Regions from separate parts of the Homo sapiens genome. Here regions 2 and 3 are each linked to region 1. Evidence: chromatin loops called from intact Hi-C (ENCODE). Cell type or tissue: PC-3. All regions are shown on one strand. Links, peaks and the distances in the headings refer to the core of each region. The heading gives the core; the rest is flanking DNA.

Evidence for each region. Hi-C counts contacts between places; a loop is a spot of excess contacts. Peaks named below come from ENCODE experiments on the same cell type or tissue, not always from the same donor. Only the 100,000 strongest peaks of a DNase experiment are listed, where the experiment ranks them.
Region 2: it touches region 1 in a loop (6-fold over the local background); 49 of 110 quality-filtered maps call a loop at or near these places.
Region 3: a loop joins it to region 1, with 4 times the contacts of the local background. A loop is called at or near these places in 7 of 110 quality-filtered maps.

Annotation. Positions count from the first base shown.
Region 1 is chr11:36,030,262-36,040,852 of GRCh38, forward strand. LDLRAD3 (low density lipoprotein receptor class A domain containing 3) reads left to right here. Exons shown (of 6, transcript NM_174902.4): 2 at 5,842-5,988. Among named protein-coding and RNA genes, the nearest start is that of MIR3973, 25 kb to the left of the region's middle. RefSeq lists enhancers at 2,858-3,152, 8,410-8,917. In PC-3, for the core only: no CTCF peak of the experiment used is centred there; a DNase peak (open chromatin) is centred at 4,830; H3K4me3 peaks cover 1,066 bases; H3K27ac peaks cover 2,770 bases.
Region 2 is chr11:36,261,712-36,272,302 of GRCh38, forward strand. It overlaps COMMD9 (COMM domain containing 9), which reads right to left. Exons shown (of 6, transcript NM_014186.4): 6 at 10,581-10,591. Among named protein-coding and RNA genes, the nearest start is that of COMMD9, 22 kb to the right of the region's middle. In PC-3, for the core only: CTCF peaks have their summits at 4,503 (motif pointing left) and 4,702; a DNase peak (open chromatin) is centred at 4,490.
Region 3 is chr11:35,949,029-35,959,619 of GRCh38, forward strand. All of the region lies in intron 1 of LDLRAD3 (low density lipoprotein receptor class A domain containing 3), which reads left to right. Among named protein-coding and RNA genes, the nearest start is that of LDLRAD3, 10 kb to the left of the region's middle. In PC-3, for the core only: no CTCF peak of the experiment used is centred there; a DNase peak (open chromatin) is centred at 5,353; H3K27ac peaks cover 2,038 bases.

The DNA.
Region 1 (10,591 bases), core at 2,074-7,073:
TTTGATGGGAACCGAATGGGAAGTGCACAGGACAGATGTCTCTGGTTCCTTCTGTCACTGATGCTACTGTGTGGAGCAACCTAGAGTCGAGGAGGTCTTCAGGGACTTTCTGGGGATGTTTGTAAACAGATCACTGCAGAGCCGCTCACTCACTGGCCTGTGCCTGTGCATGGAGTGTGTGTGTGTGTGTGTGTGTGTGTGTGTGTGTGTGTGTACGTTTGAAGAAGACAGTCACGGAAAACAGACAGTGGCCTTCAGTGGCCTCATGACACTATGTTTGTTGGCACTGGGCAGTGGAAAGAGGTGGTTAATTCTCTGGGGAGGTTCTAGACAAGATCCGTTTGAGATCTGCAAAACCAAATGCTAAGCCGTATGTGTGTCTGTACCTATGTATGGGTGTCTGTCTTGCTTTTGCTGTTCATTGAGCCTTCAGATCCAGATTGTCAGGAAGCAGAGGATAAAAATGAAGGCCACTGGGCAGAAGTTGGAAAGCAGGGCTGTCATGGTTTCCAGATGTCAGTTCTAGATTGCATCATGACAAGGGGTCCCCCTAGGGCAGGAAGAACAGCAGTAGGAGAGGAGAGAGCCAGGAGGACTCCAGCTGGTAGGATGGAATTCCCATTTCTCAGCTGGAAAAGTCAACATCACTAACTGCATGTTCTGGAGTAATTTGAGTGGAATGCAGCAGCTGTCTGAGTTTTTGTAGTTGCCCCAGTTTGGGCCCCCTTGTCAAATATAAATTTGTGGGAGCCAGCAGTTTTGGAAGAAGCTTCTGCAGCAGGCTGTTTGCCTTTGTCCAATAGAATGGGACTTGTAATTTTTTTTTTTTCATTCTTGGTGCAGATGGTGTAGTTATTTTAAGTAAGTGATGTGCTGCAGTGAAAATGGGCAACTCTTTTTCATTTTTCAGCTTAATGAAAAAAAGAGAAGGGAGGAGGAGAAACCCCAGCTAGCCAACTTCGTGCTAATGCTTGTCTTTTTTGGATTCTAAATGTGTCCCAAGGCACTAAGATGGGATAAATATTTCAGCCACTAGAAAGTCCTGCTGTCGGCCTGAAAAGATTTCTAACCTCTTTTAAAGCAGACTGGGTAGTAATTTACTTGTACAAATCCAGACACCCCCATGTCCCTTATTTTAACTATGTATGTACAGATTCCACTCACATTCTAGGGGGATGAGGCAAGGGGCAGGTGGAACTTTCTAGGGAAGAGTATGGGGGAAAGGGAGGAAATAAATTAGTGCCTGAACACTTGGCTTTCTTCTTAGAGTGGTTATAAGTATTTACTGGAGACCTACAGAGTGGTCAGGTGCCCACTGAACACAGTTGAACAAAACAGTGCCTCTCTGCCTTCACGGAGTGTTCAGTCTAGATGGAGAGACAGTACAGACACACCAGTAAGCAAAAGCTGGGTTAAAGGAAAACAGGACACTACCAGCGTGAAAAACGGGGACCAGCTTTAGATTGAGTGTCCATGAAGGGACCTGAAGAAGTGATGTAAGCTGAGGTCTGGATGAATGAGGTTAGCCAAGTGTATTAGTTTGCTCGGGCTGCTGTGAGGTTGGTGCAGAAGTAATTGCCTTGTGCATTATGCAGTTACTTCTGCACCAACCTAACATAGCAAAGTCCACAGACTGGGTGGCTGAAATGACAGAAGTTTGTTTTCCCACAGTGCTGGAGGCTAGAAGTCTGAGATGGAGGTGCAGGATTAGCGTCCTCTGAGGCCCCTCTTTCTTGGCTAATGAGTGGTCGTCTTTTCCCTGTGTCCTCACATGGTCTTCCCTCTTACATGGTCTCTTTCCTGATGTCTTCTTAGAGGGACATCAGTCATATGGAATTAGGGCCCACCCTAATGCCATTGTTTTAACTTCATTACCTCTTTAAAGATCCTCATCTCCAAATACAGTCACATTCGGAGGTTCTAGGGTTTAGGACTTCAACATGTAAATTTTGGGGGGACACAATTGAGCCTGTTACACAGATGAAAGGTAGGTGGAAGAATGTCCGGGGTCAGCAAACAGCACATCTGGAGGCCTCACAGCAGGGGGCACTGAGATGTGTTGCAGGAGATGGTTCGAAATGAATATCTAGAAGCAGGCAGCAACTGGACCATGCTGGGCTTTGTAAACTATGGCCAGAGTTTTAGATTTATTCTGAGGACACGGAGAACCCATCAGTGCATTTTAAAATCTCACTCTGTGTGAAGAGAAGGACCTGGAAGGAGTGAGAAGTGAGAAGTCCAAAGGTTTTTTAATTAAGAAACTAAGGTTTGTCAACCTCAGCACTATTGACATTTTCAGCGGGATGACTCTTCATTGTGGGGGCTGTCTTGTGTATTGCAGGAGGTATAGCAACATCTCTGGACTCTGCCCATTAGACGCCAATAGCACCCCCATCTCCCCATCATGACAACCCAAAATGTCTCCAGACAGTGCCATATGTTCCCAGGGGGGCAAAATTGATCCCTGTTGAAAACCCATGGTTGAAAAGGGCAAGAGATAATGGCGGCTTGGATTGGGTGGTGCCAGTTGAGTGATGCAAATTGGATGGGTTTGAGGCAGGTTTTTGAAGACAGAATCAATAAGATTTAACCTGCCTTTGCCTTAGTTTCTCCTCATGCCTTTTTTTTTTTAGACAGAGTTTTGCTCTTGTTGCCCAGGCTGGAGTGCAGTGGCGTGATCTCGGCTCACTGCAACCTCTGCCTCCCGGGTTCAAGCGATTCTCCTGCCTCAGACTCCCAAGTAGCTGGGATTACAGGTGTGCACCACCACACCCGGCTAATTTTGTATTTTTAGTAGAGAAGGGGTTTCACCATGTTGGTAGGCTGGTCTCAAACTCCTGACCTCAAGTGATCCACCCGCCTCGGCCTCCCAAAGTGCTGTGATTACAGGTGTGAGCTACCGTTACCGGCCCTCCTCATGCTTTGAGTTTGATGATGTCACTTCCCTAAAGCACACGGCTGTGCACCAGCTGCATGCCTAATGCGGTTGCTCAGAAGAGCAAAAAGCATGTGCCTCTCTGTTATTGTTCACCAGGCCCCAGGATCCCTGGTCCTGCTGAGAAAGCACTTTGAGCCCCATGGCTGGCAGGACCACCTGTGTGTAACAGACATGGTATTTAGTCTCTGCATCCACCCATCCATTTGTCAAGTCCATGTGCCGCCAGCCTTATTGACTCTCAGAGCAAGTACTTTGGAATCTAATCTGGCCAATTTTCCCGCTCCAAAAATCTGTTTATCAGAACAAGATTTCACAGTTGCAGTGACGTTTCCAGGGGGGCTTGCCTTGGAGGAGCTAACTCTACAAATGCAAGTGTAAGTATTTCCAAACAAAGCAGAATGACCCTTACATTCCAGGCCCCTGAAGAGTTCTCTGCTACAGAGCAGTTCTCTAACAACAGAGCAGTTGTTAGCAAACAGCTGGAATGTGGGGGTTTTCTGGGTTGAGCATTTGTTGTCTGGCTAGTATCCAGTACCTGGCTGCCCTTCTAGGGTCCCCCTCAAGCCCTTGCCTGGAGATGGTGAATTGGTTTCATGTTCTTCTCAGGGTTGTTGGTGGCTTTCTGGAGTCCGGTCTTGAGAGGGAGTCTCATATTGATTCTTGGCTCGGTGGAACAGAGCATCATGATTAATTAGGGATGGCTGACTTTGCACTACAATAGGAGAAATTGCAGCAGAATAGGAGAAATAGTAGCATAATACCTTTGCATTTCCTAACAATCAGAGCTGCATGATTTTTGAATTCCATGTTGTTCCATGCTCTGGGCTACGTCTTCCTGCACAGAGTCTTTGCTGACACTGTTCTCTAGACCTGAAGGGTGCTTACTTTTTATCTCTGTGTGTCTATCAACATCCACTGTAGATGCTACCCTCTTTCTCGGAATCTTTTTTGATTTATTTGAATTTTGACTTTATCTTAAGGACACCAGGGAGCCATTCAATGACCTTTTAAAGTTAAGAAATGATTCATTTGGTGTTTAGACAGATCCTTCTGGCCACAGAGGGGAGAGTGGGTTGGAGAGGGGCAAGCTGGCAGGCAGGGAGGCCAAGTTGGGAAGTTGTGCTGTGCAGCAATCCCTGTAAGAAAGGGTGGCTGCTTTGGCTGGAGTCGCAACTGTGGCAATGGAGAGTCGGGGACTGGCCACATATAGGGGTTGATAGATTGAGGAGGGGACAAGGGAGATTTCTAGGATTCTGATGTGGGCAGTTGGGCAGGGTAGAGCCCCTCATTGTAGTTTCTCTCCTGGAGTTCTCCAGTGAGCGATGAAAGCTCATTTTCAGTAATGAAACGTGCATGTGCGTTATTAATTCTGTATAATGCAGCAGATGGTCTACAAGGGAAATTCCATGCAACAAGGCCGGTGGGGTGTTGCTTGCCTGTGACGGTGTCCATTGCAATTGGTTGTTGCCCGCTTGTTCTAGTTATAAAATATTTTTAGTATCACCCCAGTGGTACTATCACCAGACTACAGAATTAGTGCTCATCTGTGTTTGGAAAAGCCAGGGGACACGTCAGAGGAAAGGCGACATATTTGTTTGCTGAAGGGTGTGTATGGATTTACTGGGAGACCCAGCAGGCCGAAGGGCATCCCTGGTAAAAAGAACAGCACGCATAAAGGATAGTGGCCTGTAGGAGGATATGATGTTAGGGATCTGGAAATCTAGAGATGCTTCTCTTTGGCAAGGTTTATGAAAGAGAATCAGGGACCTTCTCTTCTGCTACCCCGAGGCGGGTCTAGACATCCCTGTTCTTATTTTGCTGTGTGTGCCTTTCCAGCCTAAAGGTATAATAAGCCCTAGCCTTTATCTCTGCATCTTTAGAACATAGCACAAGTATCTGGTCATAAATGTCCAGTAAATGCTTATGGAATGACTCAGGAGGGAGCTCTGGAGTTGTGGTGTGCTGAAGGACTGGTCTTTTTTTTTTTTTTTCCTGCTTTTCCCCAAAACTCTTTTACTCACATGGCTCCTTATCTCTCAGCCATTGATCACAATGGATCAGACTGGTCAGATCGATCAGATCCTGGCTCCCTTGAAAATCTCCCCCCAGGGTCTACTGGTAGATGAACTCAGCACCCTGCCCACCTCCACCGCCACAGCACTGGTGTTCTCTCTTTGCTTTCTAGCCTGAGGGTTGGCTGTTCGGGTTGGGGGCTTTGGCACTTTATGACCATGTTCAGTGGAGTTGAATCTGAACTTGCAGCTTGGTTCTCAGCTTCCAGTAACTCTTGAAAGGCAATTCCATGACCTTGGGACCCTGCTGGAGGTTACAAATCCCAAGTTCAAGATTCAATGTGGCCTTTTCTACCTGTGCCACCTCAGGCAGGTTGGTTTTATAGGTCTGGGCTCCTGTTTCCTAGAGTGAAATGATCTCCCGGTATTCCTTCCAACTTGGCCCAACTTCAAGGATTCTGTGATTGTAAGGGCTACAGAGTGTGAGGCCTGGAAAGATCTTGCAGTTCCTAATGTTGGAGACATTGGGAGTCCAGTGCTCACTCCTGTCTAGAATTTTAATTTTTAACCACTGCTGATGGCCAGAAAAGAACATTTGGATTTTACAACCAGTCTTTGATGGAGAAAGAAAAAAAGTCAGTGAACACCCATTTTGTGCCTGACATTCAAGTATGTTTGTTCCCTGTATTTCTCCATTTAGTCCTCTCAGAATCTCTGGAGGTGGACTGGGGCAGATTATTAGTCCATTTCACAGATGAGGAAACTGAAGGTCAGAGAGGTTGAGTCATCTACCAGAAGTCTCACCTATACCAAACCACACACCTTTCAGTTGAGGGGCGCTGAGGTCCCTGCTGTTGCTGTGCCGTCTGACCTGTCCCCTCTCTCTGACAGAGAGCCAGCTGCTCCCCGGGAACAACTTCACCAATGAGTGCAACATACCAGGCAACTTCATGTGCAGCAATGGACGGTGCATCCCGGGCGCCTGGCAGTGTGACGGGCTGCCTGACTGCTTCGACAAGAGTGATGAGAAGGAGTGCCGTGAGTGGCCTGGCCCTTTGCTGGGGTGGGGTGGCAGCCATCCTGGGGCAGAGGGGAGCAGGTCCTGAGCAGGCTTAGACCCTGCACACTCTGCTTGCTGCAAGCTGGTGGTTTTGTGCCTCTTGCCAGCAGTCCTGCTTCTTTGCTGTATCTCCATCTCAGAGTCACATGCTCTGTGTAGACACAGGGATCTTGGTGGTGGTGGAGCCAACGCTTTGAGAGAGCAGAAGGTTTTACCATCAGGCTCTACTAATCCCTACCCTGGAGTCCCATCCTTGCCTTCGCTTTATGTACGAGCCAACTGAGCATCCCAGAGGTTATGTGGCTGCAGCATCTTAAAACCAGCAAGTGGCACATTGGACTTGGGAACCCAGGGCTGCCTGACACCAGAGTCCATGCTGGTGACCATCTTACAGAGCACCGTGGAATTTTCTTGATGATTAAATGAGGCATAGCATCCTGCCAAGTATTCAGCATGGAGTTGGGACTGAATACATAGTAACGTGCTTTCCCATCCCCTTTTCTCTGCCGATAGATATGGCTTGAGCTTTGCTGGGGACATCATCTTCTAATGGGCACCACCAGGATCAAATGGTTTTGTGATCCTTCCCACCCCACCTCCTTTTCTGCCCTTTACCTGTTTCATGACGCCGAAACATGCATGAGATTTGGGTTGATGATCATCTACGAGAAAAGAGGCACCGGGGATGTGAGTTGAGAGGGGTCCGTGGTGTCAAATGATCCTGCTCCCTGCCCTGCAGAGGTGTATTTCTCTTCCTCTTCAGTTTGTCTCTGCAGAGTGAGCTTGGCCATGGTGCCCTGTGTGGTTGTCCTCCTGGGTGCCCTGGTAGGTAGGAAGCATGACTGACAAGTGGTGGGCACAGGGTTGTCTCACAGGGGATTGCCTTGAGACCACATGACTGGACGATGGTTCCTGGCTCTTTCATGTGCTTTGGGCACCAGGCCACGTGGCCTGTCTGACAGGAGAACTATGTGTCCTGGCTCTGAGCCTGCTGTCTCCCTGGAAGCCAGCTGAGGAAATAGCTGAAGACAGGTTAATCATTTGAACTTTTTTTTTTCCCTGAAACGGAGTCTTGCTCTGTCACCCGGGGCTGGAGTGCAGTGGTGTGATCCCGGCTCACTGCAACCCCCACCTCCCGGGTTCAAGCGATTCTCCTGCCTCAGCCTTCTGAGTAGCTGGAGTACAGGCACCCACCACCGTGCCCAACTAATTTTTGTATTTTTATTAGAGACGGGGTTTTACCATGTTGGCCAGGCTGGTCTCAAACTACTGACCTCATGATCCGCCCACCTCAGCCTCCCAAAGTGCTGGGATTACAGGCATGAGCCACTGTGCCCAGTCAGTCATTTGAATTTTTAACATATTTCTGACCAGAATTTGGGGCCGAGTCTGTTGACGCATGGGAACGGGCACTGGCTTTGGAGTTCACACACCTCTGGAGCAAGCTGCCCCCTCTGAAACTGGTCCTTCGCCCATCCAAGGGGTCCCATATCCCCAGTGCCTGCTCCTGCCCTTCAGAGAAGTTTTTGGGATGGGAAAATTGGGGGTGTGTTATTTGGGGAGAATATTTCATACTGCTTGTTGCATATGATCTTTCTGAATTGATCACTATACACACTGAATTTTTATTTTTGCAGAATTGTTTGTTTGTTTATTGTTTTCCAGCCCAGGCTGGAATGCAATGGCATGATCACAGCTCACTGCAGCCTCGACCTCCTGGACTCAAGTGATCCTCCCACTTTGATCCCCCTAGTAGCTGGGACCACAGGAGTGCGCCGTCACGCCTGGCTAATGTATTTTTATTTTTTGTAGAAACAGAGTTTCACCACGTTGCCCAGGTTGCTCTTGAACCCCTGAGCTCAATAATCCATCTACCTCCGCCTTCCAACGTGCTGGGATTACAGATTACAGATGTGAGCCACCAAGCCCGGCCTGCAGAATTATTTTTTAAAAGTATTATTATGTCTATTTTAGCTTTTCTCTGTTTCTAACATGGCCTCAGAATTACTAGAGCTATAACATTAGTAATCTGAGCAAATGACATAGTATGGGTGAGCTCTGTCATCTGTCTGGTTTTGAGGATTTATTAAACACTGTACAAGTGTGCCAAGTTACCATTTTTGAGATATGGTGTATATTTCAACTTCGGCACATACGGATTATCGTTAGCTGACCTGGGAATGTTTGGCACATGATCAGTTTCTGAAAGAACGCAGGATTAAGGAGTTGATTCCTAAATTGTATGCCCAGCTTTGTCAATAGCAGCTGTGTGATATTAGTGCATTCTATGGCATTCTGTGTCCTGTCACTCCAGTCTCATGATTTTAGAATTCATGCTCAAACTGGAAGACATGGTGGAGAGCAAATGTTTTTAAAAAAGATGTTGCCGGCAGCTGCCTGGAGCTGCTTGGTTTGGTTTGGAACAGGCTCATTCTTGGCTATTCTCCATTATTTTTTTCCCCTGACTTCCTACCCTTAACCCCCAAGTGTGGTGGAGGTTTGAGTGGCATTTATTTAGTCCTTTGAGCAAAACATAATTAAAAAACCATGCGCCCCAAACATACATTAACCTCTCTCTGTAGCCCTTCTTTTTTTGTCTTTAAATCGTGAAAACAGAACATTAGAAAGTTTAGACAGTAGAGGGAAGGAGAAAAAGTCCCTTTTCTAAAACAAATTCTACTTTCATTTAAAATTTCTTTCTTTTTTTTTTTTTTTTAGACGGAGTCTTGCCTCTGTCACCCAGGCTGGAATGCAGTGGCGTGATCTCGGCTCACTGTAAGCTCCGCCTCCCGGGTTCACGCCATTCTCTCGCCTCAGTCTCCCGAGTAGCTGGGACTACAGGCGCCCGCCACTACGCCCGGCTACTTTTTTGTATTTTTAGTAGAGACGGGGTTTCACCGTGTTAGCCAGGATGGTCTGGATCTCCTGACCTCGTGACCCGCCCGCCTCGGCCTCCCAAAGTGCTGGGATTACAGGCGTGAGCCACCGCGCCCGGCCTAAAATTTCTTATATATTCCCTTTCAGCCTAGGAGTGAGGGTGTGAGCCCTTGAGAAGGCCGATTTGTGTCAAAATCAGAGCCCTTCTTCCCCCTTAGGGGGCTGTGTGATCGTGGGAAACTTACCAGAATGTTCTAAACTTTAGCCTTTGGGAGGTTTAAAGAGAATTCTTTAACCTCCTGGTGCCTCAATTTCCTCCTCTCCAAAATGGGGGTAATAAGGCTTCTGATACTTAACAGTGTTGTGAAATTTTAACCTGTATGAAGCACGCAGCACAGTGCCTGTATACAGTAAGTGGCTTGTAAACATTAACTGCTATTGGTTAAATCTGTATCAACTATTTTATTTGGTCGTTGTCATGGGGAAATACGGTTCAATTATCTGCTTTTTTCTACTTAACATTAGAGGCCCTTGGCCACATTCTATATTGAGGATTCACAGTTGTTTTGGGAGGCTGCCTAATGCTCTGTCAAGTAGTGACACTGTAACTTAACCATCCCTCTATGTTTCAGTCTCTTCTGTTTCAGTCTCTTCTGCACTTTTACTTCTGCTGGTCAAAATGTTTAGGATCATTTAAAGAACTTATGCATAACCAGACGACAGAAATATACAATGGTTTCAGCCAGAGTCAGGGTGGACAGGGCTGAGGTCTCCAGGGTGACCAACTTGACCACCTTTTCAAGGATGATGGAAACGGCTGATGTGGAATTTCTGCCGCCTTCCCGGAGGGAGGGAGACTGGTTCTGTGTCTTGCTTATGAGCTACAAAGCCCTTTCTCTGATTCTTTGGAGCAACTGGGTACTTAAGGGGAGGTGAGTGAAGGTGGCAGTGTTCTCGCCTCGGAGAGGTGATTACTTCAAGTGCCCTGTGGAGCTTTGGCATTGGAAAGATAATACGCTTCTTAAAAAAGAATTCTTGCCCTTTTCGAAGGGCAAGAAAGAGCCTGGAGAGGTGTGTCATGGTGGGATATGAGGCAGTGAGCAGCTCTTCTGTATCCACAGCAGAGGAAGGATTTTTACCAGACAGGAAGATTTTTTTTTTTTAATCGTGACGGTAATAAGATCACATATTGTAAAAATTGAGGGCAGAGAAGGAGGAAAAGCATCTGTACTCAGATCCACTATTGGCATCCTGGAAGTTCTCATTCAGGCTTTTCCCCAGTGTAATCGCCAGGGGTGTACAGTTTTATATTTTGACATTTTCTCATGTAACATTTCAACCTGTTAACAGTTTTTCTGTATCTCCCCCCATTTTTCTCTTTATCATTTTTAGTGCCATTAACTTGCTATAATATGGTTTATTTACACATAATTTGGCATTTCTCTTCTTTCCAGTTTTCCACTATGGGAAACAGTGCTCACTTGTGAACAGGAGGGTGGACATGACTTTCCCTCTGTTTTGAGAAATTTGCTTAGGCTAAATTCTCAGAATTAAAATTACTGGGTTGGAGGGAAGGCGCCTTTTCTGGCTCTTGACACCGACTGCCGACTTGTTTTGCTAAAGGTTTGCACCAGTTTGTTGGCAACATGTGAAAACTATGACTTTATTTTAGTCTTGGCAGCCCTGGGTAACATCTTTAAAAAA
Region 2 (10,591 bases), core at 2,507-7,506, 230 kb after region 1:
GAGATAATAAAACCACCGCTGAGGGATATGAGGATTCAAAGACCTAGTGTGCATGCCCGCCAGATGCTTTGTGTGACAACTTCTGGTGCCCAGTGTGAACGTGGAGATACTTTGCCCTCTCAGCGGACTCATCTCAGTGGATTAATCAGAAGTGCACACAGCTTTTGGGGTTTGCTGTGGAGAAGCTTGTGCTGCTTGGAAGGACTGTGGTTCATGAAAAAGCCCCTAGATACCCTCAGCTCCTCCTACCCCATCCCTGCTGCAGAGGCTCAATTTATATCTGTGGTCAGGGCTGAGCCCGGAGGTCTATACCCAGAGCCGCACACCTAGGAATCGAGGGAACACTCTCTGAGGAAGCTGACTTAGAGACTCGGAGGTGCCTTCTTCAATCCTGGCAGCTGCCTGGTGCTGCTGGGCTTGGGAGGATTAGAGCAAGAAACCAGGGGCTGAGCACAGTGGCTCACGCCTATAATCCCAGCACTTTAGGAGGCTGAGGCAGGAGGGTTGCTTGAGCCCAGGAGTTTGCAACCAGCCTGGGCAACAAAGCAAGACTGCATCTGTACTTTTTTTTTTTTTTAATCAGGTGGGCTGTTGTGGTGTGTGATACTTGGCAGGCTGAGGTGGGAGGACTGCTTGAGCCCAGGTGGTTGAGTCTGCAGTGAACCCAGATTACACCATACTCCAGCCTGGGCAACAGAGCGAGACCCTGCCTCAAAAAAAAAAAAAAAAAAAAAAAAAGAAAAGAAAAGAAAAGAAAGAAAGAAAAAAAAAAGAAAAAGAAAAGAAAAGAAACCCTATCTAGACACAGAGCCATTGCAAAGAGCCAGCAAATATGTTTGATCTGTCAGATATGTTTAGCAGTGGAGGGAGCAAAACTGAGGCTGGGCCAGTAGGACATGTACACTGGGGGCGGCTGAAGGCTCAGTTGAGGTCTGAGGAGGGCAGACGAGTGGGGCAAATAGCCCTGCCCCTGCCATCCATAGATGCTTCTCATTGAGAGGGACCATGGCCTGGGGGGCTTTCTTGTGATCTCGATGACACTCAGCAGTGACATGAGTGGGACGGGGTTTCCGGTCCCCGTGGCATGTGCTTCCCCCCAACCTTTCACCAAGGACCTACCATGTGCCAAAGACTAAGCACTGGGGATAGAAGGTGAACGAGACCGGTGTGGCCCCCCGCCCTGCTCTTGGACCTGCCAATCTCCAGGGTTTGTTTTCTTGAGACTCCTGACGCTGCCTGGCCCGAGTCAGCACTAGGGATTCCTGATCTCTGCATATCCCTTCCCAGCCATCCAAGACAGCAAGAGCTGTTGCTTCTCTTCTCAAATTTCTCCCTTGGCTTCTTGATTGAGAGTTTCATCCCAGCTATGGTTTAAAAAACAAACAGCAAACAAACAAACAAACTAACCACACACTCAAACAAACCTCAGACTGCACAATGGAAGCACTGCCTGGAATCATAAAGATCATTTGTTCAATGTCCCTTTTTCTCACTGCCAGGCCAGTGCTCTCGTCTGCACCATGGAACCCATTATGACTTGAACCTTTCCAGATTGATTCCCCATAAACCTAATGAAGACATTGGAAAGGTGAGCTGAGGTAAGGTCGTGAAGAAACTCTAATGGAGCCCTATGGAGTTTGGAGTTTTGACAGCATACTGGGGACAATGGGAAGCCATTGACAGAGAAAAGCAGGACAGTGCCATGATGCATCTTCCATTCATTTATTACATTCAGTTAGCAAATATTTATTGAGCAGGTACTCCGTGCCAGGCTATGGGGATATAACATCGAACAAGATAGACAAGTTGCTCATCTTCATGTCTCCAGTGGGGAGACAGACAACGACCATGGTAAATAAATGAGAATGCACATCAGTTCACTGAATTAATAAGACTTTCCATGGCGTGGAGTGGTGGGGGGCAAGAAATGAACAGGATGCTGTGATTCAGAATAAAAGAAGGAATCCTCTTTAGAGAGCATAGCTTGAGAAACTTTCTCTAAGATAGTGATCTTTTAGATAAGTATTAAAAAAATGGGAAGAACCCAGTCTTTTCAAGAGCAGGGGAAAGAGTGTTACAGTTTGGAGCAGGGCGAGGGGTGGGTGGGGGATGCAGTGAGTGCACAGGCATTGCGGCTGGAAAGACTTTGGAGGACTCTTGGAACTGAAGGAAGGTTGGTGTGAATGGAGTGCTGAGGAAAGTGTTATGAGCTCAGGAGGCAGAGGGTGTCAGATGTCATCATGCTTAGAGGCTACCATAGGTGAGAAATGACAGAGTCATTAACCAAGGTGGTGCAGAGATGGAGAGAAATGGACCAATGTGAGTATATTTTGGAGAGAGAACCAGCAAGTCTTGCTAATGGATTAAATGGGAGGAAGGTGGGTATAGCAGCAGGCAGAGAAGGAGGCAGTGATGTTTCCCACGTCTCTGGTTGGAGCTGTTGTTTACTAAGATGGAGAAGCCCGGGAAGGTGGGACCAGGTTTAGCGAGTAAAACCAGATCAAGTTTACTTTCTGGAAAGCACTGGGAAGGCTGGACTTGGGGAGGACAAGGCCAGTGCAGGGTGCCCTTTGGAGGCTAATCCAGTATTCCAGGTGAGAGATCATGATGAGGATGGGCTAAGGTTGTGAAGGGGGATGAAGGGATACCCATGTCTCTGCTAAACAAGCAAAGAGAAGAGTTTCCCACTGCTTCAGACGCTATGAATTTCATTTTGTGAGATGGCTCAACAGACCAACCAGAGGGAGGAGTTCTTTTTGGGTAAGGTTGAAATGAAACCAACATGTGGAGAGGAGTGGAGGCGAATGATGTGGAAAATGGGGTCACGAGAGAGACCAGGCAGAGACTGCAGCAATGCAGTGTCTTCCACAGCTGGCTGTTTGACATGGGAGAGAGGAGTCTGGATTCACCATCTGTGCCAGGGAGAAATCCATCCTGGGAAACAGATGGTCAGCAGTCATGCCCATGCACCCTGGATGACCACGGGGGTTCCCTGGGGCTCTGCAGCCCGGGTGATTTTCTTGGGAGGTTTGGGACAAGCATTCAGAGGCTGTGGGCATAGCAGGCTCTAGGATTTCTGCTCTTGATGTCACTGTTACCCAGACCCCTAGAGCTGGGTCCCAGATGGTGCAGCTGAGACGAGCTCTCTTCTCCTTAGCCTCACTGTCCTCCAGCAGTGCCCCTTCCAGCCTCTGAGGTTAGCAAAAGGCAGTGGCTGGTGGCACTGACTGAGTGACCACTCAGTCAACCCTAGTCCCAGTCAGGATAGCCATTTTTTTCATTCATTTGTTCATTCATTCCTACATGCATTCAACAAATCCTGACTGAGTATCTGTAACTACAGGCACTGTCCCAGGCCCTGCCCTTGAGAAAACGCAGATCGAGAATTGGACAATGCGGGCTACCAAGCCCTCTCATTCCCTTCTTCCTCATCCTGTCACTGCTTCTGGCCTTGAGGCCCAGAGCTGACCCGAATCATCACCCAGGACCCATTCCAGCCCCTGGCCCTGGCACTGCTGATTCTGATTTAAGTCCATTTCTTAATTTTATTTCATGAGACTAAAATGTCGTCAGAAATCAGGTTGTAAAGGACACTGAATAATATTTTTCTGAGTTTGGGCTTTATTCTGAGTATTTTAGGCAGGAGAGTGACATCAGATTTCCATTTGCAAGACACCTGCAGCAATGAGGAGGAAGGATGGGAGGCGGGGTGAGAGGGATGGCACGATGGGAGGCAGGGAACCAGTTTGGAGGCCTTTGGACTCGTCCAGATGAGAGGTGACAAGGACTCCTTGCCATGTCCCCCCATCCCCAACCCCATCACATCAAACCTACTCTCAGAAAAGAACTGATGAGTCCTCTGATGTGTGGAAGGGCTCACCCCAGTGGAGGCACCTGTGTACATATTTGAAGTTAAACCAACACTGGGCATCTTTTATTTCTCAGACACCTTCATGTACAATGAATCCCCTCCAAGCTGCATTGCCAGGAAAAAGTACTTTCCATCTCTCCCTTTTAGAGATGAGAAACTGAGACTTAGCTCTAAGCAGACCTAAATTTGAATCCTGGCTCCACCACCTGTCCAGGTGTAGAAAGTTCCACTGTGGACTGACTGTGGGACTTGCATGGTTGCCATGAGCAAAACCTGATCTGGAAGAGTTGTATCTAATGGGCCCTAATGGTGGCATTTCAGAAGCACCGAGGAGACCCTGGGGGCTTCTGCAGCTGGGTCTGGGGAGCAGGGTTGAATGGGTGCCCTGGGTGGGCCTGCGCTGCCTGCTCTGTCTTCTGCCTTCTCTGCCTATGTTGCCCAGGGCCTGAGCAGGAGAGTTCTGTTAGGTGAAGGGTCTGGGCCTGAGGTTTTCTTTTGCAGGAAGCGTCTCCCCTTGCGGGGTTCTAGGAGAGGCCTGCCCACTACCCCACCTTCCCTCAGCTTCCCTGGTCTTTGTTCCGATTTTAGGCCAGGGTGGGAAGATAAGGAGGACGACTGCGCCATCTGCTGGGCATCTTGGGCAAGCTCCAGCTGCGCCCAGGTGAGGTTTGGCTTTTGCGCATGAGAACCTTGGGTCACCAAACAGGGTATGGCCCCTTGACCAATAATGTCTTTTATAGAAGTAGCCCCAGGGATACACTTCCAGTTCAGCTGGTGCCAGGAAACTCTCGGTACCCACAGAAGCTGCCCATTATCTGTGCGCTCAGGTGTGGGGAACAGAAAGGTGAACAGTGTGTGGGGGAAGGCACAGACACAGACCATTAAAATGCAGTGTGCTGAGGAATGATGGAGAAAACGCAGGTGGGGAAGACAGGCCAGTTAATTTGACTTCCTGGGCCCCTGTTAGGTGCTGCTCCTGAATCCAGAAGGATGAATAGGAATTAGGCCAGGATTAAGGGAAGGCATTCCAGAGAGAGGGCATGGCGGGGCAAAGCCCTGGTGACCATGCTGCCACCTCTGCTCAGGCCCAGGGCTAGTGCCTCTTTCCTGCCCTCCTCCAGCAGTTGGAGACTTTGCTGACCCCTTGGAAGTGCTGGTCCCTGAACTCTACAGTGGCAGGAGCTCAGAAGATCCACGTCTGCCCCTCCACTTACCACCTCAGCAGCAGCTCCTTCCTACCCTCATCCAGAGTTCCCAATCCCTACCTCTTCCTACCCAAGCCAAATAGTGTGGCTGGGAGACTGCTATGAACAAATCTCCCACGCTCACAGACTCAAAACCAATAAAGGCCAGAAATCAATGCTGGAGAATGAAAGCAAGCTGGAGAATGATGAAATCACCTAGTTGGTGAATTAGGGCCCAGCTGAGGTCGATTTAGGACGAGCAATTCAAGTGAGCGTGAATTCTGTCAGTCTGCCATTCTATTGCATTCAATCTAATTCAGGCATGGTTTACTACACAGGTCAAATCCTGTGAGTTTGTGGAAGAAGTGGGATGCAAAGGGACATTTATGGGGCAATCTACTGTGCGCCAGTCACAGTGGAAGATATCATGGATACCGAGTGAATGAGACATGGTCTCTGTCCTCAAGAAGCACCCACATCACCACCTGCTCCTCCCCACCACTGCATAGTTCCTTTCTGTTCTTTTCTCTTCCTGCAGAAAAGCTGCTTCCAGGAAAGCAACTGATAAATTAAGCCACACTGAGCTGTAGTCAGCTGAGTGGGTGTTTATGACCGTACCTGTGAATTGTCTCTCACTATCTGCTCTATTTCAGTAAAATACAGAAACCCACTAGCTCATTCTCCTGCCCTCCCCCACCCCAATGTGTTAGCTACACACAAGACCACCCAGCAGAGACTGTATTTCCCAACCTATCTTGCAGCTAAGTATAGATCATGTGATTGAGGCCAGTGGGATATGAGTGAAAATAACGTGGCAACTTCTGGGGTATACCCTCCTCCTCCTCATCCTCTTCCCCTTCCCTCTTTCCCATGGCTGGGATATAGACTTGGAGGGTGATGGGGCACAGGCTTTGCTCACAGCAATGAGGGCAATACTTGGTGGCTGGTGAAACAAGATGGAAGGATTCTGAGTCTATAAACCAGAGCAGAACGATCCTACCCACTCAAAGCCCCTACCAGCTCAGACTTTTACATAGAGAGAAACTTCTAAATTCTTTAATCCATGGAAACTGGGTTTTTGTTAAAGCAGCCAAATCAATATCCTAATACAGTGACTCTTGCTCCCTGATGTTTAATAAGCAAATAAGCAAAAATATCTTGAGTAAGAGCTTTATCAGAGTTCCTGAAATTCTAAGCAGAGGCCATCCCCTGAGCTGGGGATCCAGCATGTGTATAACAATGACCCCATGCCCTCTGATATCCCAGAGCATCTCTCAAATCCTTTATCATTCAGTTTGTTGGGACAGTATTGTATTTTACTGTGTGGTATGTGTGTTAGGTCATATGGCTAGTTCAACATTGATAACAATAGCCAAGAAAGTTCCATTCTTCAGCCTGTGGGTCTATGCAGTTTACTGTAAATTTATGAGATGCATTACTTAAGTAGTTATCATCTCTACTTACAGATGAGACCTAAAAGCCCATTAGAGACTTTCCCAAGGACCTGAGGCTAATAGAAACTCAGCCTCTCAGACTAACCTTCAAGAGCTCTTGACACTTCCCCAAATAAAGAACCATTCCCTCTCCTTAGAGTTTAGGGTCCTCTGACACCAACCAGGGAATACTACTAGAAAATCTTTTTTATTTTTTCTTTCTTAAAGTACTTGTAAAAAGGACGATTAAATCACAGAAATGTGAGCACCAAAGAAAGAAGGAAGTTGTGCAAAGGTCAACATTATGCTGGTAAGAGAATGTTTAGGAACGATCAGTATTTGGAAGCCAACAGGCACAGGTTCACAATTGTTCTTGTAAATGTTCAACCACTGGAAAACTTTCAAAATGCCAGGTAGCCAATGGCTTCCAGATTAAAATATTAAAACAAATAATAATTTTTTTAAAAATTGTCACTTCTGATAACATCTCAGCTTACTGAACAAAGTAACGGAGAGCCTCTCGCACCACGCTGGACTCGTTTCCTGGAAATTTGTAAATACCAGACCACAGAGCTTGACTAATGACTATTGGACATGGTGCCCACTGTGTGTGTTCAGAGAATTGGCTTGTGTGGGAAGAACCCAAATGTCTGGTCCTCGTGCCAATTTGTCTTTGGACCTAAAAATCACCAGAAAAGGGAGGCAAAGGAAAATGACCATGATCCAGATGGAGATGGTAAGGCAGGACTGATGACGGAGTGAGCCAAAAGTTGCCAAATTAAGGGGAAATTTAGGCGATCTGCAAAGAATCATGAGTTTTCTCTTCCCCAGATTGAGGCAGGAATGGAGAAAACACTGGCTTTTGAGTTGAAAGCCCCAGACACAAGTTCCAGCTCAGCCCCAGACTACTCTGAGCTGACTTGTCCTCAGTAAAATGCACAAATACTTGTGAATGGATGCTCCAATAACCTCAGAAGGTTTGTGTGAAGAGGTAAGATGATATCTAAGAAAATGTTTCAAGTTCTCTCATGTGCCACACAGGTGAGGAGATTTATCATTATATCATGAGAAAAAAAGCTGAAATGGGGTGTTGGGGCATGTATTATTACAATTCTTTTTTATTTTTATTTTGAGACAGAGTCTCACTCTGTCACCTAGGCTGGAGAGCAGTGGTGCGATCTCAGCTCACTGCCACCTCAGTCAAGCTCAAGAAGTCCTCCCACCTCAGCCTCCTGAATAGCTGGGACTACAGGCATACACCAGCATGCCCAGCTGATATTTGTATTTTATGTAGCGACAGAGTTTCACCATCTTGCCCAGGCCAGTCTCAAACGCTTGGCCTCAAGTGATCTGCCCGCCTTGGCCTCCCAAAGTGCTAGGATTGCAGGCGCAAGCCACTGCACCTGGCCACAATTCTTTTGAACAATTCTTCTTCCTTTTGCTTAAGCAAAAGAGGAATCTTTTGGTTCCAATGACAGGTGTCAGTAGTCATCAGAACTAATCACAAATATCCCACTTCTCTTCCATCCTGGCACATGGTAGGATTCAGCTTCTCTGCCCTTTCATGGTTAGGTGTGCCCATATGATTTGACTGTTACTTCTGGGCAGGAGCTTTAAGATCACAGGTGCAATTTGCCATAGTCCCTTTCCCTGCCTTGGTGATTGTGGAGGCATGTGTTGAGATGAAGCTTCCATCATCCTGGGCCCTTAGTGATTACAGTGAGCAGACTACCCGCCCTCCTCCTCCAACCTGCAGTGAATGTGCAGCATTGGCAAAGAAACTTTAGTTGTGTAAAAAGCCACTACAACCTTGGGATTGTTTGTTACTGCAGCATAACCTTGTATTGAGTATATGTTCTTATTTTCTGTATTCTTCATGCGCTAACATTTGGGTCCTTGATCCAAAGAGGTCACCCCATTCAGGGCTAGCAAATTCCTAGAGAGAGAGAGAGAGAGAGAGAGAGACACACGGGTCGGGGGCGGGGTGGCAAACAATTCTCCTGGGAGCGTGCCTTTGATGTACAAACCAGCTAATCTGGAGCCCACACTCCCAACCATCTTCTTCTTTTTAAAACCAAACTCTCACACACCAAGCCAATATTCTCTCTGCCCTAAGTCACCCTAGGGTCAGACAACTCGGGACCATCCCTATGGCCCTGAACCCATCCAAATTATTCAAACTATCCAACCCTAAACTTAGCCAGCATATGTACCTTGTCTTAACCATTCCTTCCTATGAAAACCCCAATAAAGGCTTGGGGCCATGCTCTCCCCTCTCCCTGCCTCCTGACCAACACTTATCCTTCCGAACCATGTGGCCCCGTGTGCCACACCTCCTGCTTCTAGAGCTCTATGAGCACAAACTTCTTCCTTCATGATAATCATTTCCACGTCTGTGTGCCTTATGTCTTACCATTCCTGATTAAAACAAATCCTGAGAACAACTGGCATAGGTAGCAGGGTGGTTTGATGCCAGATGGACATGGAATGTCCTTAGACTGATCTTGACTTGCTACCTGCTCCCGACAGACAGCAGCCACTGCTTGGCAAGGTACAGCTGAGAGTGGAGTGCTCGGGCTTCCTGCTTGATGGCTACTGCATTGTGTTGTGTTGTCAGGTGTTGCCGTTAATTCCCAACTTGAAATTGCGACGCTCGTTCGAGCAGCTGAGTCCCGGAGCTGCCTCATAGGCTGGTGTCATGTGTCTGGGACTAACCTATTTCTCCACGGTGGTGGAATGCCCAGGATTCAGGACAGAGTGCCTGGGGTTACATAAGTAATTGGCTATATTTTTTTCTCAAAAGGTCCCTCTGAAGGGGACCAGGAGTGACTGACTATCCTCCTCATGCCAAGGGCAAGTCTGATCCACTGACTGAGGAGCACTGACAACACTGGGGTCATCAGAGTCATTTAGATGAAAGTGCCTAGTGTCTAGGATGTGATAGCTCCTGAGGACACTCATAAACCACTTTCCCTTTTCCCTCTGGGCTTTGCTGAGTCAAATTTCAGCCTCTTCCTTGGAGTACTGCGAGAGCACTTGTCGGAACGCTTGCTCCTTGCTCGTGCATGTGTTGAGGGCCATTCATGGGATCAGTGTGAAGGGCTCCTCCAGGGATCACGGCATCCCACAGATGTTCAGATCACACACTTCTCTGCTGTTGTCTGATTGCTGCTGTCATGATTTATTTCCCAACCCAGGGGTAAATAAGAAGTCCCCTCCCTAGAGACGAGGGACTCAATGTTTAATGATCAACGGGAAGGAAAAAGAGCACCTGTTTCCAACTTCCCCAAAAGCCCCAGAGAGATGGTCCTTCCCCATGTGGCCCTACGTGGCATGCCATGCCTCCTGTTTCTAGGGTTCTGTGAGCACAGACTTCTTCCTCATGACAATCACCTCTGTGCCTGTGAGTCTTGCCATTCCTGATTAAAACAAATCCCGGGTACACCTTAACACAAGCCTGGTCCGTCCTGATGAATACATAAGGAGGAAGAGTGGGAATGGCATCAGGTACCAAGATTTTCTCATCTTCTTCCCAACCTCTGGGGTCTAGATGGCCTCTCCGACTGCAGATGAGCTTTCGGTGTGGCAGGAAGATGGACCTCATCATCACTGGCCTGGCTGTCAGAGCCTAGAGGCAGGAGGTGGTCTCAGAAATTACAGCAGAGAAAGCCCCAGGGACAGACTCAGATTGGCTGATTGGAATCATGAACATTCATGAGACAATCGCTGTGGCACATGCATTTGATCAGGATTGAGGCAGATGCTGACCCCTGTTGGTGGGTGGCTGGGTGGGATGTGTTGGGCAGCCAGCACAGGCACCAGTGAGATGGATCATTGTCCTTCTGTGGATGGAGTTTGGACATCCAAACCTTGCCACACCCTGAGGAAGGACAGTTTGTATACAGCTGCTTCATCACACAAAGTACTACTGGGAAACCAGACAAGCAGTGAATGAGCCAACTTCCTTTGAGATCAACAGATAAGAGCCAGGAGGCCCTTCTGAGATAGGGCCAGGCCAACCAGAAATACGGTATCTACAAACAATCCATCATCACTAACAGAGGAAAACAAATGCCTTAAATGATCACGAGGTGAAGGGTAGC
Region 3 (10,591 bases), core at 2,751-7,750, 81 kb before region 1:
ATTACTGTGCATCATTACTGTGCATCCTGAGTGTGTCTTCTGGATGCAGGGGGTCAAGATGCCATCCTCCTCCCAAGGGCCTTTGGGCTTTGGCTTTATGTTTTGTAGCCACACAGTTCCATGGGAAAACCCATTCTTAACCAGGAATGCCGTCAGCACTGACCCTTTCCCTCTCGCTTTCCTCTTGTGTCAGAGTGAAAACTTCTGGAATTTTCTATATGTGGTTTCCTTGGGAGAGACATATGCAGAGAAAGCAGGTGATAGGCAGGTGACAGCTGACACCAAAAGCCACCTGGTTCCCTGAATGTTAAACCTGGGAGGTTCAGCAGCCCTGAGGGAGGGCTATAGGAGCACAAGCTGCCAGATTGCCTTGGAAGTCTTGTGTTGAAATCCTAACCCTGGAAGTTCCCCTTCCTCCACTTCACAGAGTAGGTATTGTTCTTCTGGGCTCCCCTTTCCCTCCCCATAATTCCTTCTCCCTTGCCATCAAAAGGCCTTACAACTTGATTCGTTCTGCAGGTGCTTGGGAAAATCATCTCTACTAGCGGCAAGCTGTGTGTGTGTGTTTTTAGAAGTTTTCATCGTACACTTTTTTCTCTAAAGTCTCTTTGTTGCTCTGTGTCACTTTATAACACTTCAGTTCCTTTAAGACACTTTTCCTTCCAGCTGTCGTTTTGCTTTGCTCTGTTCCAAACCTTCCTTAAGAATTGTGCTTCCACCTCTCTTCAGACTAGCCACATAACTTATCTGCAGCTGTCTTCTTTTGGGCATGAATTCACAGGATGCAAGGTGGCACCCAGAGGAGGACGATGGCTTCCTGGGGAGAAATGCACATTGTTTCAGTTCAGGTCCATTTATCTGAAACCATGCCCTCTTGGAAAAGCCTTCTGTAGTGAGGAGCTTTAGCTTCCTGAGTGTGCAAATGTCATTTTCTTTGTCTTTGGATAGTTAGCAATTTCTTAATATTTTATTTGGTTGTTCGTCATTGTGCCATCATCTCTGCCACACCCAGGCACTGTGTCTATTTCCAGGGGTAGGCGAAGCCATGTAAAACTTGTTCTTTGCCCTTGAAGACCCAAATGACCCACTGATGGAAATGGGATTGTTGACCTTCTTCGTTATCTGGGAAGGGTAGAGGCTCTCTGCCAGTGTAATCTCGGAGGCATTTCTAGACAGGAGTTGTACTGATGGATCTTGGACCTTGATGGGAACACAGAGCCGTGAAGATGTCACAGTGCCCAGGCAAACATGGGTACTGCGTCTTCAGGGATATTTAATCAATGTGTCATTCTTGAACAGGTTTCAGAGGTGATGACACATGTCCTAGTTTGCTTCTTTAGCTTTCAAGATAAAATACTGGTATACGTGTATTGGTGCTCTGTGACTTTTCTAGCTCTAGGCTTCTGAGGTTTGAGCTAGAAATGTCTTCTGTGGCTTTTGGACAATAGCCTTCTTTACCTTATGGTCATACACAGTATATATGTGTATGTGTGTATGTGTATGTGTATGTCTGTGTATACCCTGGTTATATATATATACTGTATATGTAAAACCTTTCTTACCTTCTAAATCCTGCTAGATTGAAAGCTCCTTGAGGGACTGGGATCATATATTAAGTGTCTGTGATACTTTTTCTTTTGTGGTGTCTAGAAGAGTGAGAGTGGCTCCCATTCATTGAAGGTTTACTCTGTCTGGCAGGGTGGCAAGCACTGTACGTGTCTTATTTTGTTATAAACTTCTTGAATTACAAACACTGCAAAAATAATACACGGGGGCCAGGAGCAGTGACTCATGCCTGTAATCCCAGCACTTTGGGGGGCCGAGGTGGGCGGATCACGAAGTCAGAAGATCGAGACCATCCTGGCTAACATGGTGAAACCCCGTCTCTTCTAAAAATGCAAAACGTTAGCCGGGAGTGGTGGCACGCACCTGTAATCCCAGCTACTTGGGAGGCTGAGGCAGGAGAATCACTTGAACCTGGGAAGTGGAGGTTGCAGTGAGCCGAGATCGTGCCACTGACTCCAGCCTGGGTGACATAGTGAGACTCTGTCTCAAAAAATAAAAAATTAAAAAAAAATACACAGACTGAGTACGTGCTTATGATACAAAATTCATACAAATTAGAAGTAATGGCAATAATAAAACATTAAAATCCTCCTTCATCTTCCTTTCCCATTTCTCTCCCCTCCCTTAAGTAACTACTGTGAATTGTCTGGTATATATCAATTTAGCTTTAACATGGATTTATAATTATATACAGGTACACACACACAGAGACATAATTTAATGAGCTCCTGCTTGTCTCTATTTGTAGTTTTTTGGCTGGCTTTTTAACTCAAGTACTATATTTCATCAATTTTATTTTGAGCCATGTGAATGCGTCACATCTGTCTCCTGTTGTTTAGACATTTCAGTTAGTCCCAAGCAATTTGGCAGTTTCCCTCACCTTCCCTTGCTTTGCTCGGCTCTTGAACAGACACCCCTTTTGTTGCTATCTCAGAAGCACAGCTGATACACCTTCAGTTATTTGTGTTTTCCTCTTTTAATTCTCTTAAAGGGCTGGCTCTTGCTTTGCAAGAAAATATGGAATTATGGTAATTTCTTGCAGTGAGAGATATTTGCTTCACTATTATCAAATTCATGCTGTTTCCCTGCCTCTTTGTGTATACACAAATGTGTTTAATTTTTCATTTCAATGCCACATTTTAACATCATCTTTTGAAGGACATTCTAAATAGCAGGTCACTTCAACCTGTGTAGTACCAGCCATGCACATAACTGGAGGGAAGTGACGAAATAGGAACAGCTGTGACCAAGTTTACCCAGGCACTGCCAGTGACCAATAAATCACAGCTTCCGCCCACCCTGTGCTTTTAGAAGATGCAGTTGGCCATTAGGTACATCCTGATGTCAGAGATGTTACAACATCAAATAAAAGTGTCTTCTTGGCCATCTTTCTTTCGGCTCTTATATACCTACCCATGCTTTTAAAAACAGCTTTCTGGTGTGTGTACATACTATAATTTATTTAATGCTTTCCCTGCTGGTGGATCTTATTTCATTTTCAGAGTAGTTTATTCAGGTGGGTAGTATGCTTTACCGTTTTATAGATGAGGAAACTAAAAGGTTCAGTAACTTTCCTAAACCTTCGACCAGTAAGAGATAGTTTCAGAATTGGCACGTGGGTCTGCGTGACTTAGACTTGGTCTCCTAACCACTGGCCCTGCTGCTTTGGTATAGAATAGAAATCCAAGTCTGTATGTGTTGGGAGAAGAATTGCACCGTCTACCTTGTGCTGGAGAATTCCAGCATTGCATAGGGATGTCAATATTGACTTCATGCTTATCGTGTTGGATAGAATGATTTGTTAGAGAGCCATTGGAGTGGGGGGCATCTCAAGTTGATTCTACTCAAATGGCCTGTCTTTGGCAGATAGAAACTGCTGTTCTCCTATGTGGAGAACGTATCAGTATAGGTGTTGAAATTGGCTTTTGCAAAGACTGAATTTATTAAACAAAAATAAGAATAAACAAGTTATTTCAGCACCATGACACTTGCCTTTGAATATATTAATGATAGAGATAATTCTTCCCCCCTTTATGGGAATATTTTGTTGGAATACCAACCAAAAGCAATTTCTTTTCAGCACTTCCCTCAAATAGTGCTGGGTGCCAAATAGAAGGGCCCACTGTTCAAAAAGTCTGGAAATATATTTTCTAGACAAAGATACAGTACTGATGATAATGCCTCGTATCAAAAGAGAAATTAAAGTATTTTTAGAATTACTTTCTGACCCTGAGCTTAAGCTTATATGGTCCATGTATGAGAGAACATTTCCTGAACTAGAGATTGATGTTCTTTATTGTGGAAGCTGAAATTTTAATATGTTGCTCCAGAAAGAAACTAGAAATAATTGGCCCCATCTTGTTGCTTCAAACTAAGGGGCTCTTGTGCGAAAGTAGGCAGTGATGTCTTGTGAGAAAGTAATGCCACAGGCCTGTAAAGTGTTAGCTACAGGCAGAGCAGAGTGAACCCCAGGATTTTAAACTTACTCCCAAGGCCTTTCCAGAGACCTGAGAACCGGACTCTCCTTTTGTTGAGTCATTGTGATATCAAGAGACAGGTGATAAATTGGGTGAATTCGCTGTTGCCCAAATCCAACTGTGATTTTTGACAGACAAATAGCGCAGTGTGCAGACGATGTTGTCTCTGTCCTGGCGAGCGGCCACGGGGAGGGAGGGCAGGCCCTTTAGCTTACTCTGGAACAGGCCTTGGGCATCCGGGTGCTGCAAGGATGTGGAATTTATGAATAACTTGATTTAGAAGACTTGCATACCCAAGGTGCCAGTGTTCCAGGTGGCAGTGGGACACTTATGTGTTTGTTGGCATAAAGAAATGAAAGCATAAAGGGTGTTTAATTTTATTGCATTAAAAATCCCTTCTCATTATTATAAGACCGAGTGAGTTTGGCTTAGCGAATGTCAGAAGTGTGTCCTCTTTGATGGCATTACTGGAACATTTTCCTTCAGCTTTAGCCTTGAATCAGAGCAGTGTTCTCCAGGCGTCGTTAAACTAATTGGACATGGCTGAAAAATGAGCCCTAGTCACACTTGTAGTTCCACAGTCCGTTGAAAAAAGCCTCTTGATTGATTTGGAAAGTTCTAAATTTAACTTGTTTTTTTATTATAAAAATAAAATTGGGGGAATTTGGGGAGGGGAAGAGTGATTAGCAACATAGGGTATTTCATCAGAGTTCAAGCTGTAAAGAATGGTTAATGCTAAGAGAAACCAGAACAGAACTAAATAAGGTGTTTCAAAAACAGATTGATAAAAACATTGGCATAAGCTTGATTAAAAAGTATGATACTAGCAAGTGAGCCCAGCTGGCAGGAACCTGGGGAAGCAGGATTGGAATGAGTTGATGCTTACTACTGTAAAAGAGATAAAGTTGGAAAGAATGACTTTTACATTAAGAATATTTGGTATTAATGAAAGATAGAACTAATCTTGTAAATGTTACAGTGTAACAATAAACATCGGTGGATCCTATGAAGGGCAGTGGTGACATAATAAAGGTTTAGCATACCCAGAGTTCATTTGTGTTATTCAAGTAAATGATAATGATGACAATACAAGAAAAGCTAACAGGTGTCAAAAATATAATAGGGTTCAGTTTTTGAATAATAAGCATACCAGAACAGTCAGAGATGGTACAAAATATGAATGTATATATATTCAGCGGAAGGAACACTGCCCAGAATTGAAGGGCAACGTCAACATCTTTTAAAAGTACCCATAAAATGTGACTTGGCAACAATCCTGAACAGAAAAAAGAATTCTTCTCTTTTCCTGTGTGACTAAAGCTCCATGAGGTGGGATGGAGTCTATTGTGTTTTTGATGTCTATCTTATTTGTTGTTATACTCCAGAACCTGATTCAGTGCTTGGCATAGTATCAGGCACACAGTAGGATTTCCTGTAAGTTACCCTACAAGAAGGAATGAAGGGGATCACTAAAGACATGACTATGACTTTGAAAAAGAGACGGAATTGGGAGAGTCAGACTAAGCCATGGTGAATGAAATTTACCTGGCCAAGCTAACTTTGCCTTTTGGTGAAAATTGCTTCTCCTTCGCTGGAGTTTAGAACAGTCTCATTGATCTTCAAAGACTTGGAAAGATCTTTACAGGATATCCCTTGGCTTAAAAAGACAAAGAAAAAGAGGCCTTTGAGAGGGCAATGTATTATAGCAATTTTAAATCAGGTGATAAATTAGATTCATTATGAGACTAGCATGTGACATATCAAAAGGGTTTCTGACAGGCTAATGAAAACTGCTATGCATCTTAATTCCATTTGAAGGGAGTTTACATAGTTTACTGAACAAGTAGGAGAGGTCACCAAGAGGAAATAAATTAAAGCAGGTCTGTTTTATAAAATAACAGTATTAGGCCGGGTGCACTGGCTTACACCTTGGGAGGCCGAGGCGGGCAGATAACTTGAGGCCAGGACTTCGAGACCAGCCTGGCCAACATGGCGAAACATCATCTCTACTAAAAATATAAAAATTAGCCGGGCATGGTGGCACATGCCTGTAATCCCAGCTACTCGGGAGGCCGAGGCACGAGAATCGCTTGAACCTGGGAGGTGGAGGTTGTAATGAGCTGAGATTGCACCACTGCACTCCAGCCTGGGCAACAGAATGAGACTCTCTCTCAAAACAAAACAAAACAAAAAAACAGTATTAAACACATGAAATAGTAAGGAACAATTGGTTATCTTCTGGTCTAGTTTAAAAGGAAATAAAACTTTGCTGGTCAAACCACGCAAATGATTCCAGGAAGGAAGCACATCAGTAAATATAACATTAAAGGTAAGTGGAAGGTGATATGAATACATCAACTAAAGACTAAATGTAAAGCAAAATGTTACTCTTATTAAAAGAAATCACCTATCTGCTCACTTTCGGACACGTAGTAAAATTCAAGAGATATAAATAGAGTGAAAAGTTAAGGAAATAAAATCCATTATGTAAGGACTACTTTTATGGTATCATATAAGTAATTTCATAGCATTAAGCATTAAAATAGATAAACAGGGTTACTGCAAATGACAAAAGATTCATTAAAAAACAAATATCTGATCATCCCACATAAAAAGACATGAAGAATTAGGAACATAATGAAAGGATGTTGAAGGTTCTTCAAGTATAAAATTAGCTGGTGCTTGCCAAATTTTGGAAGGTTAAAATATTTAGAGAATACATAGTTCTAATGTTTTAAGTAAAGTCTGTGGGAATGGGGAAGTGCTCATCAGGTGCTGAGGACTGGGTGGTGTGTGCAGTGGGAATGGTGGGTGGGACTGACCAGTTCCTTGGGGAGCCCCCAGGGGCCTTTCCTACACACCTGCTCCCTGGATCTACAGAAGTGCTCACTCATGGAAGCTATGGGGATAAAATCCTTCCTGCTAATGAGATGAGAAGGTTGATTAACTTTGAGTTGGGCTTAGTGAGTCTGACACCAGTGGCTGCCCAAGGGGAGTCTGCTGGTGGGAATTTACAAGAGCAGCTTCGGGCCTCTCATATGGATGGAAAGAGGATGTAAAGGTTACTGAGGAGAAGGTGTATTTTTGTTATATATTATTAAGCTTTCATGTTATTTAAATTATTCGATAACAGAGCTGGGTATGGTGGCTCATGCCTGTAATTCCAGCTACTCCGGAGGCTGAGACAGGAGGATCGCTTGAGGCCAGGAGTGGAGACCAGCCTGTGCAACATAGCAAGACCCCCATCTCTAAAAATAAAATTCAAAATAATTATTAGAAAACATTTTCCTGGTTGAATATAGTGTATTTTCTCTTTTAAGATTTTACAATATGGATTGTGTAGAGCTTTGCTACTCTTAGTGTGGTTGACAGACCAACAGCATCAGCATCACCTGAATCAGAATCTGCATTTTAACAAGATCCCCAAGTGATACATGTGCATATTAAAGTTTGAGAGGCATTGATGTGGTGATTAAGAATACAGGCTTTAGAGTGAGTCAGTCTGGGTTCAGATTCCAGTTCCTTGCCTTGACCTTGGCTAGGTTTCTTAAACTTTTTAAATCCATCACATCTTCGTCTGTTAATAGGTATAATAATGGTCCTTACCATGTAGAAATATTTTAAATAAGATAATGCATGCAAAACACTTAACTTTATTTTTATTTATTTTATTTATTTTTTTTGAGACGGAGTCTTGCTCTGTTTCCCAGGCTGGGTGCAGTGGTGCAATCTCGGCTCACTGCAAGCTCTGCCTCCCGGGTTCACACCATTCTCCTGCCTCAGCCTCCTGAGTAGCTGGGACTACAGGCGCCCGCCACTACGCCCGGCTAATTTTTTGTATTTTCAGTAGAGATGGGGTTTCACCACGTTAGCCAGGATGATCTCGATCTCCTGACCTCGTGATCCGCCTGTCTCGGCCTCCCAAAGTGCTGGGATTACCCAAAGTGCTGGGATTACAGGCGTGAGACACTGCACCTGGCCACACTTTATTTATAATTGCTCACTAAATGTTATTGATTAGTAATAGGTTTATTATAAAAACTTGGACAAAAGGTAGAAACACATAACATACAGTCTACCACCTAAAGATTTTTAACACATTGGTTTATTTATTTATATTGATTTTAGATAGTTTTGATCATACGTGGAATATAATTTCATGTCCTGCTTTTTTCACTTCTGAATATAGCATAGACGTTTTCCCATGTTACACTAATCTACGAGTACAAGAAGTCTCCCATCACAGAATGCTGGGTGTATTCTTTGATGTTGGCTGTAAAAATCATCTGACCCACCCAAGCCAGCAACATGCTGCCTCACAGCTTATATCCTTGTCTATATGTAGGAGATGACATTACCTGGCCCCTCTGCTTTTACATGATGGTCATGAGAATCCAGTTGGAATCGTGTAGGATGTAAAAACAGCTAGTAAAAAGTAAAATGAGCTGGGTGCGGTGGCTCATGCCTGTTATCCCAGCACTTTGGGAGGCTGAGGCAGGTGGATCACCTGAGCTCAGGAGTTTGGGCTGGGCAGCCTGGGCAACATGGCGAAACCTCGTCACTACTAAAAATACAAAAATTAGCCGGGCACAGTGGTGTGCATCTATAGTCTCAGGTAGGAGGCTGAGACAGAAGAATCGCTTGAACCCAGGAGACGGAGGTTGCATGGAGCTGAGATCGTGCCATTGCGCTCCAGCCTGGGTGACAGAGTGAGACCTTATCTCAAAAAAAAAAAAAAAAAAAAGAAAAGAAAAGAAAAAAATACAATGCCGTACACATCTGTGTTATTTTAAGTGGGTGATTCTAATATGTAGGAAATCCCTAAAAACAGAAATTACCCGTTGACTCCACAATTCCACTTCTAGCACTTTAACTCAGTGAAATAGTTTGCAATGTGTACAAAAGTTTGGCAATGAGGATACCTGTGTTTGTGGCAGTATCATTTATAGTGGTGAAACACTGGAGACTAACAAAATGCTCACTAGTAGGGGAGAGTTATCGTGCCAGTATACTAAAATACTATGCAGACATTAAGAAGGATGTCACTGACCTGTGTTCTCCAGTAAGGTGGCCACTAGCCACCTGGGGCTACTGAAATTTAAATTAGTTAAGTTTAAATACAATGTAAAAATTCAGTTTCTCAGTCACACCCAGCCTATTTCAGATGCTCAATAGTCCCATGTGGCTGATGGGATTGGATAGCACAGACACAGAGCATTTCTGTCATTGAGGAAAGTTCTAATGGACAGTGTTACTGTAGAATAATTCTTCCACGGAAAGAAAATTCTTACGAAACAGATGATTCAAATTTGTAGTGTGTATGTGTGTGAGGTACAAATTGCCCCATGGTGCTTGGTGCCCAGCACTTCATTTCTTTATTTTCTTCTGTTCAGTCCAATCTGGCCGTAGTAGTCCCCACTCACTAAAAGCTAGAGATCTGATGTCAGTCACCTCGAAGAATTGACCTTTGGTGTAGGTCAATTCTTGAGGGCCCTCCTTTTCCTGTAGGCTCTCTCAGGACTCCTGGGTGCCTGGTCTGATCATTGGTGTTACTATTGCATTTTGTTCCAAAGCCTGTTGTTGCCCAGCCTTGGATCTTCTTTTCTTCCAATTTCTTCAGTCCACCTTTTCCCATCAATTAACTACCCCCTACATTTTACAGCAGTGATATTCAAGGGTTGGGGAAGAGGAAGCCACTCTTCCTCTCCCTCATTGAGATCGATGGGAGAGTGTTACCTAGGGGGTGGAAAAAAGACTGAAAACCATACTACATGAGTACAAGGTGACAACCACCCCAGACCTTGATTCACGTGTGCAGACGTGCGCTGCTCTCGTCTAGATTGCAGACCCTCCTGGAAACTTTGCAAGAAGGCTCTGTGGTCACTGGACCCTCCATCCCCTGCCCCTCCCAGCAGCATTGGGCCTCCAGGCTCCCAGGCCTTGCCACACGGGTGAACTGATACAAATCAAGATGGTGTCGGTACCATAGTGATCCCTGTTTCTTGCTGGCTTTTTTAGCACATGATTCTGGTCAGCCTGATGGAGAAGGAACGCCGTCTCCCAGCTCGCAACTTTTCCCACAGCTCAGCGCAGCCGTATGGATTGTGTGCTCTTGTTTGCTGTCTGGTCTCACTATTAATTAAGGATATGACTGTGTTTGCAGACAGTTTATCAGAGAAAGCTTCCTGTTCACCCTCTGAAACCTGGCTAGTGAATCTCCTATTCTAGAAAAGTGTCCTCCCATCTTCAACTCCCAATCAGAGAATTAATCTCTGACTTCTTAATGGCTGCCTGTAACTTGTATTTGTTCGTGTAGAACTTAACACACAGTATTGCAGTTTATTTATGCTTGTTCTCTATACTTGAATGTTTATTAAGCCTAGATGATTATAAGATTAACTTGGGTGCTTTAAAATATATTTTTAATTACTTTAAATTATTGAATCTTCCGAATAGCGTAAAAGATCTGAGAACAGTATAACAAACAGTAGTGTACCTATCATATAGATTTATCAGATTTTTAATATATGTCATTATAATTCAGGCTT